Linked DNA regions of Homo sapiens: region 1 is linked to region 2. The links are chromatin loops, found by intact Hi-C in ENCODE. Cell type or tissue: PC-3. All regions are shown on one strand. Links, peaks and the distances in the headings refer to the core of each region. The heading gives the core; the rest is flanking DNA.

Region 1 (8,768 bases), core at 1-8,000, 330 kb after region 2:
TGTGCAGCCGCCGCCGCCGGGCAGAATGACTGGCTTGATCGCAGCCACTGGGATACCTGGCCCTGGTTCTGCGATGCTGGGAGCGCGAGCGGGCTCGGGGGTTGCCAGGCAGCTGCTGCCTGCACACAGAGGGCGACTGCAGCTTGGGCGCCCAGGCGGCGGAGCATGGTCTGGGTGTCGTCTGGAATGCGTGCGCGCCAGGCTTGAGGGCCCCCCTGGTGGTGCCACCTGCCTCGCTGCTGGGCTCCTTCCTGCCCCTGCGCCTGCGCGGGCGCTGGGCCTTTGCGAAGGCTGAGCTGAGTTCTCCTCAGCACAGACCCGGAGAGCATCGCGAGGGCGGAGCTGAGTTCTCCTCTGCACAGACTTCGGAGATACAGCGAAGGCGGAGCAGTGTTCTCAGCACAGACCCGGGCGGGCGGGCCGGGGGCACCGCGAGGGCGGAGCTGCGTTCTGCTCAGCACAGACCTTGGGGGCACTGCCTCGCTTTGGTACAACTCGGGGCCGCATCGACGGTGAATAGAATCCTTCCTGTTTGCAGCCCTGAATAATCAGGGTCAGAGACCAGTTAGAGGGGTTCAATGTGGAAAACGGGAAACCAAAATCCCCTCTGAATCCTGCCCACCGAGGTTCTCCCCAGCCAAGGCGAGGCGGCCGCAGTGCGAGATCCACACCGCAGCCTCGGAAGACAAATGCAGCATTCCTAATGCAGACATGACACCCAAAATATGACACCTCCATTGCTCATGTAACAAGCACCTGTAATGCTAATGCACTGCCTCAATACAAAAATATTAATATAAGATCCGCAATCCCCTCGCTGCCGTGCAGTCCTAAGACAGAGATCATAATAATCAACATTGACATAGTCAATACCAACGTAGCAACGAACCTAGGGTTAAGGTTGGTGTTAGGGTTAGGGGTTAAGTTTAGGGTTAGGGTTTGGAGATAGCGGTTGGGGTCAGAGTTAGGGGTTAGGAGTCAACGTTTAGAGTTAGGGGTTAAGAGATGTTAGGGGTTAGGTATTAGGGGTTAGGGTTGGGTTAGGGTGAGGGTGAGGGTTGTGGTTAGGGGTTAGGGGTTAGGGTTAAGGGTTAGGGTTAGGGGTTAGGGTTAGGGTCAGGGGTTAGGGGTCAAGGTTAGGGTTCAGGGTCAAGGTCAGGGGTCCCACTCTGTGGGTTGTGTATTTACTCTGCTGACTGTTCCCTTTGCCATGCAAAAGCTCTTTAGTTTAATTAAGTCCCAGATATTTATCTTTGTTTTTATTGCATTTGCATTTGGGTCCTTGGTCATGAAATCCTTGCCTTTGCCAATGTCTAGAAGGGTTTATCCAGTGTTATCTTCTAGAATTTTTATAGTTCAGAAATTAGGTTTAAGTTCTTAATCCATCTTGAGTAGATTTTTGTATAAGGTGAGAGATGAGAATGCAGTTTTATTCCCCTACATGTGGCTAGCCAATTATCCCAACATCATGTGTTGAAAAGGGTGTCCTTTCCCCACTTTATGTTTTTGTTTACTTTGTCGAAGACCAGTTGGCTGATTATACTTGGGCATATGTCTAAACAAAACACGTATAGATCTGTATGCAGAAAATCATGAAACACTAAAGCAAGAAATTAAAGAACACTTAAATGAAGGGACTTGTTATATTAATGAACTGGAAAACTCAATGTGAGAAAGACAGATCTTCTGATTTAACATAATGTCAATGAAAATACCAGCTGAATTTTTGGGTAGATATAAATAAGCTGATTCTAAAATGCATGGAAAGGCATGCATTCCATTTATATGGAAAGGCAAAGGAACCAGAATAGCTAAAAACAATTTTGGAAAAAAAGAATAAATTTGGAGGAATCAAACTATCCTAAGATTTACTATCAAGCTACAGTAAATATGACATCTTGCTACTGGTGAAGAGATACACACATAGATCAATTTAGCAGAACATAGTACAGAAATAAACCCAAACAAGTGGTGTTGGGATGGTTGGTCATTCATATGTAAAGAAATAAACCCCAACTTAACCATCGCATATTATTAAGAAGTTAACTCACAATGGATCACAGATTTAAGTGTAAAACCATAAAACGTCTAGAACAAGAGAAAATCTTCATGACCTGGGGCTAGGCAGACTTCTTAGATATGACATCAAAAGCACAATCCAAAAAAGATAACATCGATAAATCAGATGTCATTAAAATTAGAAATTTTGTTCTGCAAAAGACACTATTAAGAGAATGAAAAGACAAGCTACAGGCTGAGAAGAAATATTTGCAAATCACACATCTAAAAAAAGACTTATATCCAGAATATATAAATAGCTCTCAAAAATCAACAATAGGAAAAATATAACCCAATGTGAAACTGGGCAAAGCATGCATACAGACACTTCTGCAAAGAAGATATAAGGATGGCAAAGAAACAACAACAAAAAAGTAATATCTGCTGAACACCATTAGCCATTAGGGAAATGTAAATTAAACTCACAATGCTTAGAATGGCTAAAATAAAAAAATAAGGAAAATACTAAGTGCTGATGAAGATGTAAATAAACTGGAACTTTCTACATCATTAGTGAGAATGCAAAATGGTACAGATACTACAATTTGGCAGTTTCTTATAAAGTTAAACATGCATTTCCCATATGACCCAGTAAACATACTCCTGGCTTCGTATGCTACAGAAATAAGCACAAAAAAACTATACATGAATGTTTATATCAGCTCTATTGATAAATGCCAAAAAGTGGGGGAAAAAGTCTATCAACCAGTGAATAGATGAACTGTGATATATCCATGAAGTGGATACTTCCGTTAACCAGAAGTAAACAGAAATGAAGTATTGATACGTATAACAACTTGGGTGAATGTCAAGACCAATTTGCTGAGTAAAAGAATCCGGTCTCAAATGTTACATATAGCGTCGGTCCATTTATATGACATTCTCAAAAAGACAAAGCTGTAGAGTTTTAGTGCTTATGGTAGTTGCCAGTGGTTACAGGTATGGTGAGGGGTAATTATGAGGGAAGACATTTGGGGTGATGGAAATGTTCTTTTTCTGACTACGGTAGTCGTTACACAAACTATGCCTGTGTTGTAATAGAATTGTACACCAAAAATAACAAAATAGTCAATTTTACTGTAGAAACATTTTTTAAAAACCTGTTTTAAAAACCTGGAAACACAATCTCAGTTATAAGGTATGGTCTATAAATGTTGTTATCATTTCTAACAATTTGTTTCCAGGGATTTTTTTTTAGATTATCGAAACATAACCAATCATTGCTCTTCAACTCTTCAATACTCTGAAATAGTTGGTGGATTATATAACCTACCAATATTAAGTGAGATTAAGGAATATATCCAGGGGTTATTTCTATTCTATTTTGATACCTATTCCAATTCTACACTGCAAATCCTTGATGCCAGCTGTCTGTTGAGTAGCTACTCTAACCATAAACACTTAACAACTTTGTACGATGTGCTGGACACATAGAGAAAAATATGACATGGTCCCAGAAATAGAAGAACTTCCAGTGTATGGACTTAGATAAAGAGAAATAAGAAACAAAGAGCTATAAGACTTAGGCAAGGCAAACTCTATACTGGAACACAAAATTCAGCACCATTCTTCTCCAAGGTACAACTCTCTTGCGTCCCCTAGCGTCCTCAATAAGGACCATTCTGTAAGCTGCAACGAATGAAAACCTTAGAGTAGCTGCCGGCATTTCCCTTTCACGGTCTTGGATATAAGCAATTTATGATCATCAATGTTTGACAATTATGACAATCAATCAAACAATATTATACTAAGTCGATGTTAGAGATTTGGTTTAAAATACTGAAACCAAAAAAAAGGGGCATGGAGTTGATCCGAGACTGGCAAATGTTAACAAAGTTTGAAGCTGGGTGATGCTTCCACAGAATTATTTTAGTCATATTACATTTGACTATGCTTATAAATTTCCATAGTAAAAACTTAAGGGAAAAATAAAAGCTATGAAGCCTATTTGGTTAAACATGGGTAAAAATCCAAAAAGAAGTCTACTGGAAGAGGAAAACATTGAATTAATATTGTTATTGTTATATCTTGTGGTTAGCATAATTAGTTTCTTTTACTCTTTCTATACTTTCTTAATCTTTTACAATATGCAATCATTTATATAATCAGAATATGAATGTAAATATTTCAAATAAAATTAAATTACAGATAACTAAAAAAAATAAAAAATTCAAAGCTCATTAACCTCGCTTTTACGGTCCTCTAGAAAAATCCAAACATGTCTTCTGAAGCTGACACTAAACACATCAAGAACTAAGGCAATCGATGGAAACTATCTGAATTCAAATCTCAGCTCAGACTCTTACCACCTGGGTGACCTAAAGGTAAACCACCTATGCTGTGTGTCTCTTTGCTTTTCTTTAAGATGGGAATGGTGGCACCCAACCCAGCCTCAAAGGGCTCTTGTGAGGATTAAATATGTTAATTCATATCAAACTCTAAGAATGATCAGCACTCAATGTTTAAATACTATCTTTATTACTCATGCCCAAGTTCTCCCTCATCCGTTTCTGCATTTATTGAACAAATATCAGGGCATCTTCGAGCAGAATTTGCCAATGAATGAAGGAAATATTGTCTCCCTGGGAAAAAAGGATGATAAGTACTACTCAGGTGAGACTCCGCTGCCAAGTGCCAAAGGGTTATTCCCTCCTTCTCCCTGCAGCCTTTTTCAAGAAGTCAAGGCTAAAGAAGGAAAGGAGGATGGGAGAAATCAGAACTCCTGCATGAATTACAGTGGACTGCCCAGACAGCCCGGAGTGATCCTCTCCTAAAGAAAAATCTCTCAGTGATCAGAAAAGGGCCAGGGATACTCTGCAGCTGGAGCTCTGACCCCATCCTGGGCTCACAGAAGCTTTCAGGGAACTGAGTCCTTCTCAGAAAATTAAAACGTGCTAATAACAAGAGACCCATCTTCTACCACCTGTCAGGCTCTGTTCCAAGCCTTTTTATTTAACTCTCAAAAGAACTCCATTAGATAGATACTAGTACCATTTTAAAGAAAAAGAAACATAGGCAGAGAGATTAAGATACTCGCCTTTTATTATACTGCTAGGAAATGGCAGAGCTGGCTGATGGTCAGGGGAAAGGGCTGGGGGAGTACAGAACCCAGGAGATCCCCAGTCCCTGCGATGTAGGATCCCGGACCCCCGGCGCTAAGTGGAGATGCGCCAGCTGCCCCACACTGGAGAAGGCTCAAAGAAAACAAATCCCACCCTTCGCCGCAGGTGGATTCTCCTCCCCTAGAGCTACTGTCCAGTTGCTACTGGCCTCCAGCAAAACAAACATCAGTATGGACGGAAGGAGCAGGACGCAGGGCGGGGAGGGTCACCTTTCTGGGAGAAAAGAAGGCCGCGGCCTAGCGTACCTTGGGCGGAAGTGGCTCTCCCTACGGAGACCTCCTGGACTACGCTTCCCAGAATTCTCGACGGGATCAGGGAGACGGCCTCAGCCTCCTAGAGCGGAAGTTACCCGACTACACGGGGCTCCCAAACTACACTTCCCAGAATTCCTAGAAAAACTCTCCACTCTCTGCCTGCCTAGGACGCAAGTGCAGGGTGCCAAGCGGAGAGCCTGGATCATATTTCACATGTGCCGGTCCCAAAGGAATTCCTTAACTCTCCCTTCCTGGAACCGAAATGCTTCCAAAGGCAGAGAGCTCCTATATATATTTCTCTGTTTTCCCCGGAGGACCGTGCATGAAAGGCGCCTTTTTGGCGCGTGTGTCTCTGACCCTGTGGATCTTCTGGACAATTCCCGGAATTTCTTGCAGGGCAGCACTTCCCCTTAAGTCGTCTCTTTCTCGTTTGGATAGTCAGTATTTGTATAGTCACTATTCTCTTTTGGTTAGCCGTCTAATTTTATACTGCCAGTCAAGCTCTACTCCCTTCCCCCTAGAGTTTGAATTTATTTTTTTTCAAACGCTACACAAACCCAAATAAACTCAACCAAAGCGGACTTTACCTACCTTCCTACCTACCTACCAAGAAAATATCCCACAAAGGAGAGAACGGAGAAGCTTGCAATACAGGAAGAAAAAAAAAGAATTACAGAATGGAAGGGATGTGTGCTCTAAAAATGCAGGTACTCAAAGGAAATTGGGCTGATTTGTACTGGACACCGAATTTGAGGAATACAGGATCTCAACCTTTCTTTGACTGGATTACTTTTTTATTCCATTTTGGTGTGGACGCGTCTGAAACTGATAGTGCTGCTGCTACCTACCATAATGTGTTTGTTGCAAGATCCACAAGAACGTGGATGCCAAGAATCCACAAAAAAAAACAGATGCAACCGTTGATGAGGCCATAAACAGAAACAGCAAGCGGTTCCCACGTTTCCTCTGCTTTAACTACTGATGATGAAATGCAAGTCATAAGGCAAATAGAAGGGCTGTACTGATACAGACAAAATGTTATTATTATGAGAAGGGATAAGTCCCTTGTAAAACCTTGAAATTTTTTTCTTCTTTGAGAAAAATCTATCACCTATTTTCACCCTGCTCTTGATATAGCAAATATTGTAAGTTGTCTTATGGAGGATGACTCAGGGAGGACGGTGAATGGGTTGACTCAATCCAGAAAAGGAAGAGGAAAATAAAAAGACATAACGACCAATCTGTGAAAACGCTCAGTGGCTTAAAAGACACTATTAAGAGATGAGACTATTTGATTCTTTATTTAACTCCTTTCCAAGGAAATGTTTTTGAAAATCCATACGGTTTACATATTAAAGAGGATCAATCTGATAATAGGTGATTTTTTTGAAAAAAATGAAAGGAAAATTTAAAAATAAAAGGGACAGAATAATACTTTGTATACTTCCACTTCTAGTAATAATAAAATGAGTGATTTGGAACAAACATGTAGCAGAGGAAAGGTGAGCAAACTTTTTAAATGTCAAAAGACATCAAAAGACAAGATAATGGAGAAATGGTGGGCCAAAATTCAGAAACAGTTGGGAGAGTCATGCATTTGGGGCTAATTTTCTCCTGGGGATGATGGTCTAGTCTAGGATCTGAAAAGCCTAGAATCTCTGCAGCACTTTTGACACCTATATGAAGCTGGGGGAAAGAAAGATTCTAGCAAAAATTAAAATGCACATCTTTTCAAGAGCACATAAGATTTGTACAAATGAGTAAAATGATATGGGATTTCAAAATACTGAAATACTATGTTTTCGAATACAGTGAAATTTGGCTAGAAATCAATAAAAATACAACTAAATGATTCATGTGTGCATTTAATAAATATTGTCTCATCTCCAAACCCACCATTCTTCACGCCGCTTTATGGGGCTGGAATGGGGGAGTCTGCAGCCAATCTTTCCCGACCTCTACACCCCCAATCTGGTTCTGTGTTCGGCAACTATTAGCAGAAGAGTATAGGGGTGGTGGGGGCAGGGAGATATACTGTATCCTGTGCCTGCCAGCCAGCAGTACTTTTTCTTGTAGCAACTGCCTAATTTTCAGTTTTTCTAACACTTGAATACCTATTTCATCATGGCTCTTTATAAACATTATTAAACAACTTCCCAAAGACTGATCCTTAGATGTCTAAGTGCTAAAACTGCAGGGCCCTGTTTCTGAGCTCAGAGACAGCAGAGCCAGCTGAACACTGGCCTCTCCTTAGAGGTCTGAGTTTCAGGTGAGCATGACCTTCCTCCAAGCTTCTAAGTTTTAGTAATTCCTGTCTCTTCACTTTGTTTCCTCAGACCTCAGGTGGTTGCTGCTTGCTGCAGTTGCTACTTCCTGCAGTTGCTACTTCCATCATATATTAGAGTTTTTTTTTTTTTTTTTTTTTTTTTGACAGAGTCTCGCTCAGTTCCCCGGGCTGAAGTGCAGTGGTGCCATCTCGGCTCACTGCAACCCCTGCGTCTCGGCTCCAAGCAATTCTCCTGCCTCAGCCTCCCAAATAGCTGGAATTACAGGCATGCACCACCACTCCCAGCTAATTTTTGTGTTATCAGTAGAGATGGGGTTTCACCATGTTGGCCAGGCTGGTCTTGAACTCCTGACCTCGTGATCCACCCGCCTCAGCCTCCCAAAGTGCTGGGATTACAGGCGTGAGCCACAGCATCTGGCCCAGAGTTCTTTTTCTGCTCTTTCAGAAATCTAGCTACCAACTCTACAATATGCTAATTTTTCTTTTCAAATAATTCGTAAGGTTTCTATCTTCTAGGTGAACCCTAAATTATAAACTTGTTTAGAAATTAATCAAACCACTTTTAAGTAATCCATAGATAAAAGAGTATGGCATTGAAATCTGGTGTCATCAGTGAATTCCACCAAATATTTAAAGAAGAAACCATGTTCATCTCAAAATTATTCCTCAGAATAACAAAATAGGAAACACTTTCCAACTAACTTTATGAGGCCACTATAATAACACTGACAAAATTTGTGAGAGGCTTCATTAGAATAGAAAATGACAGGTCTGGCCAGGCATGGTGGCTCATGCCTGTAATCCCAGCACTTTAGGGGGCTAAGGCAAGCAGATCATGAGATCAGGAGATCCAGACCATTCTGGCAAACACTAACACAGTGAAACCCCGTTTCTACTAAAAATACAAAAAAAAAAAAAAAAGCCAGGTATGGAGGCACGCGCCTGTATTCCCAGCTACTTGGGAGGCTGAGGCAAGAGAATCACTTGAACCTGGGAGGTGGAGATTGCAGTGAGCTGAGATCGTGCCACTGCACTCCAGCCTGGGTG
Region 2 (8,000 bases), core at 1-8,000:
AATCCAAATTTTCAAATGGGCATTGGAAATGATGACGCTAACATCAGAGTTTGCAGAAATCACAAATGTGTTTCTTATAACAATTTTATCCCAACTTACATGCCTTTCCTCTTCCCAGATGCCTTTCTGTGCCATAAGCAAATTTGCGGTTTTCTTCCTGCTACTTTATCTTCCTACTAAGGGACATCCCCTCCCATCTTTCCCCCGTTTTCCATATATGGGGATGTTTCTTATCACTGATGAAATGACTTCTCTTTCCTTCAGTACTCTTGATCTGGTGTTTAAATGTCCTTTGTAGCCATTGTTTATCTTCAAAATGCATCCTTTTCCTTTCCACAAGGTGTATTATTTTCTAACAACCCTAAGCTTCCCACTGACCTTCTCTTTGCTTGCTCTTTTTCTCAAAAAGTGAGTTTATTTCCCCCCTCTGGGTTTAGGGGTTCAAGGAGAGGTCATTGAGGACCATCGATCACAGTAAAGGACAGCAGTATAGTTAATATAGTCATAAAAGCACATCTCTGCTGAAAATTACTCTTTCACCTAATAAAATCTGTTTGCCCTGAGGATACTGAAGAATCTCTAGGACCCCAGTAAGAAAACAGAGTGCCCCCAAGTGCCAAATCACATCTCCGTGAGTGTGGTTGGAGGGAGAGAGTGGTTCTCTATTACCAATGCGTCACTTTAATTTTTCAGAAGGGCAAGTCAAGAGTAATGTGTCCAGTTGAGGTAATAGAGGGAACCGAGCACCGGGAGAAAGTAATATCCAAGTTGAAATTTGACCAGGTTAACAGGGTTAATATCACAACTCTTGAGAAAAGTGTGGAGGGGTCTCTAGTGATCACCAAAGGTCATTCTATCTATTTTTATGTCTCATCTAGAAAGTAGCTTCACCAGGAATGCAGTAAGAGGCGGCATTAAGGAAGTGATTAACTAGTGCCTCTGAGAAAAGAGAAATGACTTGAGTTGCATCTTTTCCCTTGAGGTTGGCCTGCCCTTCGCAAATAGCACTTAACATAGACTTTGAGATGTGCACAAATCTTCAACTAAGAGACCTTGGCTTAAAATACCTCCTCACCATTCCCACAACAAGAACATAACATAAAACTCTTCCCTGAATCCATCTTCCCAGTGCTCAAGATTTGTTCATCAGAAAAGGGATGGGGTAAATCACATGTTCAGCTTCAGCCCAAAACCCTTGATTAAACAGACCGTCTCTTAGACTTCATTTATTTGCTTCCAAATGGAAGCTCTGCCATCTTTCACACCTGCTGGATCACCATCTTCCTATTTCTTTGCCCATGGAGACACTTCTCTGTGCAAACTAACTCCCTGCAGCACCAGAATTTTCCAGCATCTTCTTGGCCTTCATCCATATATGACTGTCTAGTTAAAATCTGCATCATATGTAATCAGAGATGTTGGGTGGTAGTAGGGGACACCTTGGACACCTTCTTCTCAAACATTCTTTTGTTTGAGAAAAACATGGAAGGAGCTTCCTAGGGTAACCCTCCTGGAGTCTCTGGGCCCCCCTTATTCACTTCTCCCAGGGAATGAGGGACTGACTTGCCTAGCAAGTTCAGGAAGGGAACTTCTTGCTCTTCCTAGTCTCCCTCTGGAATCAGACTGTCAGAAGCACAAATTTCTGTTCTGTTCCTTCATGCTGTAGTTTTTACAGGAAGACACTTGTTTCCCAGCCCAGGGCTGCTAATTACTAAGCTTGTCTATATCTTGGGATCAGTGTTAGGAAACCCACTTCTTTACAGATGGAAACCTTGTTCTCCAATCAAACTTTCTCTTAGTAAAGCTGATCTTTTGGCCTCCCGTCAGCCTTTTTCTTTTATTTTTTTAAGTCATTGAGAACTAAAGTAGGGAAGGGGGTGTTAGGGTTGGTTATTGTGCCACCTCAAATTCCAATAATAGACGCCCAGAAGATATCCAATTAAGAATATTTTAGAGTCACAGAGCTTTATAGACTGGGAAGATTCAAAAAAACCTTTAATGTAAAGAAACTAAGGGTCAGAGGGCTTACACAGCTAATTAGCACAAAGCCAGGAGTTGCACGCTGGTTTTTAAAAACCTGGGGTAATACACAGTGATTAAGATCCCAAGTCCTGTAGTCAGGCTGTTTCTGCTCAAATCCTGATTGCCTAACTTATTAGCCACATATATGTGGACTAACATTTAGACCTCGCTATCTGCATTTTCTCATTTGTATAATGGGGATGATAATAGTGCTATCTCATAGGCTTGCTGTCAGGATTAAATGAGGTATTTCATGCAGTGCATTCAACCCAGTACCTGACTCATAGTAAAAACACTTTATAAATAGGGCTATTTTCCTACCACATATTTTCTTGATCCATGGGCAGTGAATCTCTATAGCAATAGAGAAATAAGAAATTATGTTGATTAAAGTCCTGTTTGCATTAACTTGTGCTAAGAGCTCCAATCCTCATTATAAATGTTAGTGCCCAGCTGAGGAACAATGCTGTGTTTGAATTTCACAAATAGATTGGATCTCTTCCTGACACTAGATATACTAACCAATATTTTTAAGACATAATCAAAGGATGGAAATGTATTTGAAATAATGAAAGAGTAGCATTTATCATAGAACAATAATTGATTGCACTATTTCATAAATTTGCTATTTGTTCTCCTCTACCATGAACAGGAGTTTCTGGCTGTACACACATAACATGTATCTCTTTGAAGCTGATACCATCATGCATATATTTTTTGCTGGTTTATCACTTGAGTTTTTCTGTATCACCGTACATATTTTCCACCTCTTCATTATGGCAAGGGTCCATATCTCCTCCAATTTTATCCTTGGTATTCAGGATATTGTTCTAGTCAAAAATCTCTACTTCATGACTATTGTGAACTATAAAAAAAACTACTGTGAATTTTTGTGTGAAAAATCAGAAAACTAAGTTTTAAGGTCTAATTTCACTTGGATTTGAATCTGTGTGAATCACAGATTCCATAAATATCGCGTGGAAAGTATAGCTGACTCTGGCCTTCCTCACCTTCCAGGCTGATGGAAGAGCAAAGTGAGTCATAGATTAGAACGCAGTTTGGAAGTCAAAACTTTTTATAACCCATGTACGGGCTGATACTTTCATGAGTCTGGTTGAGTTTCCTAGAACCTCTTGGGGTAGGCACGTCTCAATTTCTGTCTTTATAGTGATTGTCTACTACAGAATCCCCAAAGGGAGAGACCCTCTGGGCAACTCATGGTCCTGAAGTAGACTACACAGTGTTGCACAGTTGCAATAGAGGCATAATAGATGAATATTTATTGGAATTCCCTCCCTCCTCCTTACTGTGTATTTCAATCCTATTTGCCCTTCAAAACCATTCCAAGAGCACCCTTTTCTATAAAACTTCCTCTGAGAATCAAGACCACAAGACTGTTTGCACAAAGCTGGTCACATAGTAGATTAGTTTGATTGAATGACTGCTTGACTACAAGGAATTAAATTAATAAAGGTCTAATTCTCAAGAGATTTCTGGAGAATATGCCACTATACACTTCTTGCTTGAATTATCACTAATAATTCCATGGTTACACTAAAGGCAGGAAAATATTTTAAGAACATGCAAAGCTATTTATTTAAGCTTGAAAATGTATTTGCATCTTGTCTGTTTAGCCCTACTTTTATTCCCAAGTGTAGTTGAAAAAAAAATCCACCAAAAAGTCATCTGTACAACTGTTGCCACCTATAGGTGACAAATGTAGTATATTAATTTTATCATAATTCTGATGAAGCACAACACAGGAAGGAATTGGCGATGTTTTATGGAACCTACACAATTCTCATCAAACACTAATCTTCACCGGGTCTATCATTATTGTTTTTGTTCTGTAATTGCTATTTCAGATGCTTCCCTTAAAGATAATATTGGCTAATATTCATAAAGTAGTTTTCCAAGATGAAAGTTGAGAGCTTCATCTCTGCAGGCACACTGCCTAGCTCTAAATCCAAAGTCCATCCCATACTGCTACAGGAATTTAAACAAGTTACTTACCTTCCTCAAGCCTTGATTGCCTATAAATGGAGATACTAATGGCACCTACCCTGTAGAATTCATGTGAGGATGGAAACATATAATCTATGCACTATGCTTAGCAGAGTGTCTGTACAGAACACACACTGTTAAATGGTAACTGTTATTACCATGATTAGTTTGCAAAGCACTTTCACGTATAGTTGCTGCAAACTAATGTGCACTATTTTGTTGTCATTTGCCAGATAGATCATTAACACATTATTGTTTCACCTCAATCCCTCCTTATATGTTAAATCTAAATGTTATTCAACTACAAAATTTTAAAAATATCTGAGATCTGACAAGACAATGTTGAGGTTCGGTATGCTCCTATAGGCAGAAAAGTAAGCCACTTCAGTGTTTTTATTCGTAGCTGGCAGCACCACTTGAGGAGCCCAGACTCATAGTTAAGACTCTTCTGATCCTAGGCAAAGTCTCCACTGAGAAACTACTGATGATGTAGCATTGGACTAGGCCTTCAAAAAGAAAGCTGGGGGAAGGGAAATAGGGGAGTGGATGAGGTGAAGTAGGACACTGCAAAAAAAAAAAAAAAAAAAAAAAAAAAAGGATAAAACAACATCCCTAGCTCAGAAACTCAAACAGTGCAAAGATTGCAATTCGGTATACATACTGGGTATTTTGTTATTTTCTTTAAATGTGAGCCAAGAATTAAAAGTAAGTGAATTTTAAATATAAGCAAATATTGATCTAGATGTATCTCCTCATCTTTGAAATCGAAAGATCTGCACCCACATTTCTGCATAGCTAGATCTAAGTAGCTGCTACCACCTTTAGATCCAGCACATACTCCTGAGCTGACTGCAGCCCTCACCACTCCTTATGGCTGCTCTGCCTAGAGACTGAATGCTAGTTGGTCCATATGGTCACTTTTGCATGGATGTTGTTTTTACAGTCAAGTAATATGTCTGCAGTCACTTTTCATCAAAACTGTAAAAATAAAAGGAAACCCGAGAAGTTCATGTTTCTTGTTTGCTTTTTTTTTTTTTTAAATAATGGTCCCTTCTTTCATTTCTATAACCTCTCTGGCCAGTGTAGGTCTTTGTTATAATTAACTGAAGCAACAAATCTGTAAGCCTGAAACATTTGAAAACCTGATGACAGTGAGTGTTTTAATGGCAATTAACTCTTCCCAAATTCCACCATTTCACAACGAATTATGATTTCCACCTGTCTGTCTTCCCTCCAGGGGTCATGTTCTTCTAGACCAGTGGGTCTCAAATTTCAGTATGTATCAGAATCACCTGGTAATCTTGTTAAAAACTGATTGCTGGCCCTCAGAGTTTCTGGTGTAGTAGGTCTAGGTGGGATCCAAGAACTTGCATTTCCAGGAAGCTCCTTGGTGTTGTTGACGTTGTTGGTCTGGGGAACACACTTTGAGAACCACCATTCTAGAATAAGAATCCAGCCTTACATTTATTGCACACCCACTACTGTCTGCCAGAGCTTTAAAGTTCTTTATTTCTAATACTTATTGCAGTCCTGAAATAAAGATGTATCTTATCACCATTTTACACCTGAAGAAGGATGCTTGTAGCACTCAGCCCGTGAAAGGGCCAAGCTGAAATCGAAGCTCAGCCTGTCTGCCCTCAGGGCCTCAATGATCACCCTGCAGGACACAATTTTATTCAGCTGTGTATCTTCAGTACCAAAGCCTTCAGCCTGCCTTGCAGTAGCTTCTCTAATGAGTGTGTGTTGAATGAATTTGAGATCCACATAGATGAGAAATAGGCAAGAAAAATACTTGTGGTTCTTAAATGAAGAAAAATGGAGAAGACATCCAGGTAAAGAGAAAATTGCATTGAATGCCATTTATTTACATCCATTTGGTAAATGTAGGCAAATTGGCATGGTGTTGAAAGGGGCCCTTGGATGGAGTTATTTCTAATTATGGAGCCACTTTTCTGTAATCAGCTAGGAGTCTGTTCCTTAGCCCGCCTCTGGTTTCAGGGTAGCTGTGTGTGATTGAAAATTAGCTCTGTGAGTAATGTTTCTGCACGTTAGTAGTATAATGAAATAAGCACTAGATCTAGGATGATTTTCAAATATTCCCATAGAATTATACCATTTCCTATAGCAGAGAAATTCTGCCCGTGTCTGCTCTTGGAACACAGAAGCCATCCACTTCCATCTCTCTCTTCTCTTTCCATTCTTCACATTAGCATGTGAGAATCCATAAGCTTTGGCTATATCTATTTTCCCAATCAAAAGACAGTTTCCTCATTGCAACCTTGTTGAGTCCAGCATAACAATGTTGGGGGTGGGGAGCATGGTGCACAGCAGAACTGCACATGTTAGAGACGGTTTGGCAAGTTATTTAAGTGGAATTTTTGGGTAACAAAATGGAAAACAGGACATTGTGTCCTTTATTACCTAAGAACATGGTTTAATGGAAAGAACAAGAGCATGGAAGGCAGCCAGACAGAAATTCAAATCCTGTTCTCTGCCACTTGCTGGGCAACCTTGGGCAAATATCTCTGTCACTCTGAGCCTTGCATACCTTCTCTTTAAAATGGGGTCGTTTACCTTGTAGGTTTGTGAAAAAGCTGATAGAATCTGTTAAGTGTCTTTTACCTAGTGGATGCTTAATAAATGGTAACACTTACTATCATCTCCAAGCCCCCGGGCCTGCTTCTTTCCTGTGTTTGGATGGAATTTCTGCTGGAAAGAGGAAAAGAAGATGAGAAATATTGTAGACACTTTTACATGTCTGTTTTTCTCATTGTTTTTCGCAAGTGTGCCTCCCTCTGTCCTCACCTTAGCCCTTAGGAGCCAACTGAGCAACCGAATATATTCATGTTTACAGGGTTTACCTATGATAATTATTGAATTTGGTGCAGTGCTTTATACATCATACAGGGTATTAATAACAGTAATATCCCAGTATAAACTGGTATTACTAGACCTTCTGGAGCAGAGGGGTTACTCAGCTGTTCACCTGCCGCTTTAATTTTTAAGCCCTTGGGCCTTCTGGGATCTACACCCAAAAACCTGGAGATCTCTTTCAAATATCTTAAGTCCTATAAAGGGACAAAATACTAAAATGGCAATGCTTCTAACAAGCTTAACATGTATTCAAAAATGGCAAGTTAGGGGATTTTTATGTCTTTTTTTTATTAGAAAAAAACATATTACCATAACTTCTGGCTGAAATTCAATACCTACTCATATTTAGAAAAAGTACAGCTAATACTTAGCAAGGAAAGAGAGGAGTTTGAAACTTTGATGAAGAAAAATAAGGCACTTTACCTGAACAAATTTCAAATGGATCCATTTAAAATGAAATTAAGTGGCACTTAATTTGCAAATTGGGACCTATTTATCTCAGTAAAATGATTAAAGTCCTGATTTATCCCTAAAATTGGCTTTATTATTACATCTAATTATACTAGAAGATTATTAAAGACTTGTAGGTTTTCTCTGTCCCTTTAAACTGTACTTTATACAGACAATAATTGAATATTAGATAGGATAACTTGATTTTCCAAAGAAATATGTTTCTAATATTTTCTTCTTTTTATTGCAGAAATTGAGACAACTTGAAGAAACAAAAGACGATCCCGAGAATAGATTATCGAAAATTTCCCTAGAGTCATTCAATAAATTTAACAGCAATACTGTGATTTTATTAGAAAAAGAGAAGAACTCTCTGAACAAGGTTGAAGGACAGAAGGAAGAAAAAGAAAAAAATGAAGAGACATCTTTGAGTAGTTCAGATAGGCCTGGGGTAGACAACTTGGAATCTTTGAGTGATTCTTTATATGATAGCTTCTCTTCCTGTGCCAGTCAAGGTTCAAATGATGTATAAAGGACATCTCTTCCCTTAGTGAGCTGGGACTGGAGCGCTTAAGAAATGATGGGTGGGGGGTGGGGGGTGCACCGCTTGATAGAGATAACAATAAACTATTGCAGTACCAGAGCCTTCC

The links. A loop is a pair of places that touch in the nucleus more often than their neighbours do. Peaks named below come from ENCODE experiments on the same cell type or tissue, not always from the same donor. Only the 100,000 strongest peaks of a DNase experiment are listed, where the experiment ranks them.
Region 1: it touches region 2 in a loop (4-fold over the local background); 3 of 110 quality-filtered maps call a loop at or near these places.

What each region holds. Positions count from the first base shown.
Region 1 is chr2:132,344,173-132,352,940 of GRCh38, reverse strand. FAM201B (family with sequence similarity 201 member B) reads right to left here and starts at 274. Exons shown (of 1, transcript NR_135203.1): 1 at 1-274. It overlaps LOC124907892 (a long non-coding RNA gene), which reads right to left and starts at 5,468. Exons shown (of 2, transcript XR_007087241.1): 1 at 5,426-5,468; 2 at 4,514-4,743. In PC-3, for the core only: a CTCF peak has its summit at 3,654; DNase peaks (open chromatin) are centred at 270, 3,670, 5,432 and 5,683; H3K4me3 peaks cover 3,094 bases; H3K27ac peaks cover 1,064 bases.
Region 2 is chr2:132,672,906-132,680,905 of GRCh38, reverse strand. NCKAP5 (NCK associated protein 5) reads left to right here. Exons shown (of 20, transcript NM_207363.3): 20 at 7,601-8,000. The coding sequence ends at 7,617. Among named protein-coding and RNA genes, the nearest start is that of LYPD1, 6.7 kb to the right of the region's middle. In PC-3, for the core only: a CTCF peak has its summit at 3,709 (motif pointing left); no DNase peak of the experiment used is centred there; H3K27ac peaks cover 965 bases.